Linked DNA regions of Homo sapiens: region 2 is linked to region 1. A link is an interaction called in ENCODE POLR2A ChIA-PET data of the cell type or tissue named here. Cell type or tissue: K562. All regions are shown on one strand.

Region 1 (2,500 bases):
GTACTCCAGCCTGGGCATCAGAACGAGACTTCCTCTCCAAAAAAAAAAAAAAAAAAGAGTCAATGCCAGGAATTTTATGTCTGTTAAGTATGAAAGTGAGTATTTACTTAGAATGGAAAAATAAATCACAATGAATTAAAAAAAAATTAAAGCTGCCAGATACCTGCATATCACAAAATTCAGGGAAAAATGGCATACTCTAATATTCTTATTAATTGCCTGATATCAGTAACATTCACATTTTTCATATACTTATCAGCATTTACTTTGGTGCTTCATAATTTCTACTATCATTTTCTATAGAGAAACTAGAAACATAATTTTCTCCATAATTGTGGTTGAGTTTTTAAAAGTTATTGATCATAGCTTTAAAAAAAAGCTTTTCCCACAAGTTTTTATAGATAATGTAAAAATGTTTAGGAGTTTATCTTATACTTTTGAGGAGCCATTTAACCACTTTAAAGCAAAATATTGTTTGTGCTTACTCGACTGATAAATTATAGAATGAAGTTTTGATTTCACTTTCTAGTTTCATCTTAGTTTTGTAAACTCAGTGAACCACATTATGGAGAAAATTATGTTTCTAGTTTCTCCATAGAAAATGATAATAGAAATTATGAAGCACCAAAGTTTAGGAAAACAAGTTTCATAAGAATTTTTAGATGATGTCGTTTTAATATGTGACTTATCTTATATGACTCATCTTAAATACTTATTTGAATTGACAGTACTCCTAAAACAGTTTGTGGATGACTGCTTCTGCTATTAATGGGTTTTCTATTGTCTTGATCAATATAGTATTTCATGTTGAATGAGCATGAAATTACTAAGAACTTGTATAGATGTGGATTGGGCAGTGTCTGTGGGATGTAATATCTTTTATACCTACAACAATTCTGATAGGTAGATAGGTACTAGTCCCATTTTTTTTTACTTATTTTTAAAAATTTTTTAGAGATGGGATCTTGCTATGTTGCCCTGGTTGGTCTTGAACTCCTGGCTCAAGCGATCTTCCTGTCTTGGTCTCCCAAAGTGCTGGCATTGCAGGCCTGAGTGACTGGGCCTGGCCACTAGTCTTATTTACAAATAAAAAAAACAGGTCCAAATAAGAAAACAGGCCTAGAGATTTAATTGTTCAGGGCCATGAAAGTGGTAAGTGACCAAAACGAATCCACTAAGGGTTTTTGTTGTTGTTTTGTCTTTTCTTGTAGCCCGGTGGCAAACTAGAGTTGTAGACAAATACCTGTGAAATCTTTTGAAGTTTTGTTGAAAATACTCTAAAAGAACAGCATTACAGCCTCAGAGATGCTTTTGGTATAGAAAGTTGCATTTAATATACTTTGTTATGGAGGCTTGTTTTAGCATGTAATTATGTAATCCATTTAAAATACCTCAGTTTCAGAGATAGAAATTAATTGCAAATTACCTTTTCTTCACCTACTCTTTGAAAACAATTTGAGCGTGTAGTCTGGACTGGTTATGGAAATCCTTCAGGATTAGGGGAGAGCATATAGAAGATCCTGCTGTGGATTCCATGATGATGATGGAAAAGTAAGGATTCAGGGAATAATAGGCACTTGAAAGCAGGAAGTAACCCATGCTGGCTTATACCTTTTGTCTTTTTTCCCTCTCAGCTCTCGCCTTCAAAAAGAAAATGATCCCATTTAGTCATCATAGTCCTGTTTTCCTCATCCATAATAATACTTTATTCACAGAGTTGTTCTGAGTTTAAAATAAAATTAGATGAAGTACATGGAAGTGCTGTGTAGGTAAGCATTTTGTAAAACTGTTTCCTTCTTCATTCATTGAGACTTAGGTTTTTCTAGTTCTCTCTTTCTCTCCTGTCTTAAGATTTTGTGGATATTTGCTTCTGGAAGTTTGCATACCAAAAGCAATGGGGCATTCTAAGAAAGTAAAATTTGTAACACTGAACATGACATTTCAGAGTACAACTTCTGGAAAATAGATACTGAGAATCACTGATCTCGTGAAGAGATGACATGTGCAGAGTTAACTAAAATACAAGGCAAGCTGTGTTGAATCTGATACCAAAGCAGTATACAAAAGCATGAATGAACAATAGGGTTAGCTCTACCAGGAGATATTTGAAAGAGGAGCTTGTTTATCAAAATGAGTATGTAATTGGTATAATATATGTAGGGGAGTAAGAAATGTAAGGGCTTCCCTGGTATTCCTTTATTGTATTGGAGACCTTGCTTTCTTTCTTCAGAATAGTTGAGAATAGACAGAAGAGACAGAAAATTTCCATTTGTATGTAGTTTTGAATTTTGTTTTCATATATTGAATTCTCAGAATAGCCCTGTGAGGTAAGTAGAGGGACCGACCGTGAGTCTGAGATTGAGTGAGTGACCTGTCCCCGGTTACACAGCTAGTAAGAGTGAAACTGAAGTCTGTTGTCTTGAAGTGTAGCTTCTCTTACTGTATGGTAGCTTTACAGTAGCAGAACTTCAGTTTTCTCAGGACCAAACTTCTGATAGCC
Region 2 (2,500 bases), 320 kb after region 1:
AGGCTGAATAAATTAAATTTCTCATTGTAAAACAGAACTTATTTATAATTTTAGACTCCTCTCTCTTTGCTTAACTGCCTGTGTCCCACAAATCTCAATCCCTAAATAATGTCACCACAAGGCTAAAGTCACATTGGAAGACACAGGCTTAGATGATATCTTCTAGAAAGCACAACACTGTTCTTGTCATAGAAACAAGACCGAACTTAAACCAGTGACAAGACCCATGAGTTCAACACATGCAACATCTAGAATCTCTTAGAATCCCCATATTAAATATATTCAAAGACTATGAAAAAGGTGTTGCTACTTTGAATTAGTTTTGGCAAAAAGAAAGAACAACTTCTATTGGGACACAGATCTTCTGCTGTTCTTCTAAATAAGGGAAAGATGTGCCTTAGAAAATAAATTGTTAAATAGCTAGAAAAATAATAACATGAAACTAATTTGAGTATTAAAAATTTCCACAAGACATGTCATCTTTTCAAAACAAAGTAATTTAATAGCAATAGACCCCAAAAACCAAAGTAAAGGTACTTGACAACATTCTTATATCCGTTTGTTCTTTGGGAGTACAGAAATTTTATATACATAAAATTTAAGTTTATATTTAATATTACCTCCAATTTCAAACTAAAAATAATGCATAAGCTCTCAACCTACACAGATTGTTATCAAAGTGATTTAAATTTACAATGCATATCCAATTTTACAGTCTTTGAGTGCCTATGAGAAACAGGCAAATACAAATTAGTTTCATCTAGCTTCCACTAATGGCAGAGTGAACTGGTCAGGCATAGTTTCCAGCAGATAAGCTCTAAACCTATATAAAGCACTTCTAAAAACACACCATAGTCATGTGCCACATAATGATGTTTTAATTAGTAACAGTGGTCCCATAAGATTATAATGGAGCTGAGAATTTCCTATTGCCTACGATGTCACAGCCACAGTGACCTTAGCATAATATGTCACCTGCTCTATGTTTAGATATATTTAAGTAGACAAGTACCACTGTGTTACAACTGCCTACAATATTCAATACAGCAACATCAATAGGATATACCATATAGCCTAGGTGTGTAGTAGGCTACATCATCTAGGTTTGTGTAAATACACTCTATGATGTTTACACAAAGATGAATCACCTAAAGACACATTTCTCAGAACATATCCCCATCATTAAACGATGAATAACTGCATTTGAAGGCGACAGAAATAACCAAAGAAAGATTTACTTTTAATTATAGAAATTGCAATGAGTAAGAATTCCAAGTCTGGTCATTTTTGTCTAATGGCACTCACTACCACAACTCCCATTCCAAGTCCCATAGATACAGACTTACATTCTGGAGATGGCTGAGAACAGGAATCAGGGCAGGCAGAGTAGTTATTTCACATAAAGCTGGGGACGAGGGGTCAGTGGGTGGAATCCTGAGAGCCACAGGAGCAAGACCAAATCCCCGCCTTATCATTAACATACATATGCGTGGCAGAGATCCAATGGGGATTTGGAGAAAAAAGCAATCGAAAGTCAGAGAGGAATCTACCCTTACAAGATCTGTAAAATGAGTGAGTCTGCTGCTTTTTCAGACTGATAGCATTCCCTAAACAGTGCACAGCTATAATGGCAGAAAGCTGGGGCCTTACTAACTTGCGGTGTCAGAGGACTGAGCTCATGGCTGGCACGGCAACTGAAAGGATAGGGAAGAAACACACAAAGGAAAAAGAGGTAAGGGCCATAATTTTAGTACCAACTTTGCCAGAATCCTTGGCGATAGCTAACTACACAGGTACAGGGAAAACCATAAGGTACTACACTCCCAAAGTGGCAGCTGTAAGATTAAAGAACTGAGCAAAACCAGCAACTACACAATGCAGGGAAAATAATGTACAGTTTAAGACCAGACAAGTTAAATTTGTTCTACAGGCTAGAACAAAAACAACATGAGCAATCCTCAGAGAACATAACAGAATCTACAATCAATAAAATGTACTATCCATAATGTCTAGTTTTCAACCAAAATTTATTTCACATGCAAATAAATGAGATAACATGATCCATATGCATGAAAAGGAAAAAAAAAGTCAATAGAAATTGATTCAGAGAGGGCTAATATGTGGGACTTAGCAAAGACTTCAAAGCAGCTACTATTTCACCTGAAGTAATTCAACACTAAGTAGACTGTGGTAATTAAAGATGCATGTTGCAATCTCCAGTGAATTTCTAAGAATTACAGTGTAATTCTTAGAAAAATAGTACAAGCACAGAGCTAAAAAGTGCACAAACAAAATAAAATAGAAGACACAAAAGTATTTGATTAACATAAAAGAAAGCAGAAAATTCCAAGAAAGGAAATCCCAGACTAGATGACTTCACAGGTGAGTTTGGCCAAATACTTTATTTCATTTATTTTTTATTTATTTTTACTCATTTTTTAATTATTTTTTTTTTTAAGAGACAAGGTCTCGCTATTCTGCTCAGGCTGGTCTTGAACTC

Evidence for each region. ChIA-PET counts read pairs that join two places held together with the same protein. Peaks named below come from ENCODE experiments on the same cell type or tissue, not always from the same donor. Only the 100,000 strongest peaks of a DNase experiment are listed, where the experiment ranks them.
Region 2: POLR2A ChIA-PET joins it to region 1 with 7 read pairs; 4 of 35 experiments call an interaction of 5 or more read pairs at or near these places.

Annotation. Positions count from the first base shown.
Region 1 is chr7:107,171,823-107,174,322 of GRCh38, forward strand. All of the region lies in intron 1 of HBP1 (HMG-box transcription factor 1), which reads left to right. Among named protein-coding and RNA genes, the nearest start is that of HBP1, 4.1 kb to the left of the region's middle. In K562, no CTCF peak of the experiment used is centred here; no DNase peak of the experiment used is centred here.
Region 2 is chr7:107,493,508-107,496,007 of GRCh38, forward strand. All of the region lies in intron 6 of COG5 (component of oligomeric golgi complex 5), which reads right to left. Among named protein-coding and RNA genes, the nearest start is that of GPR22, 25 kb to the left of the region's middle. In K562, no CTCF peak of the experiment used is centred here; a DNase peak (open chromatin) is centred at 1,514.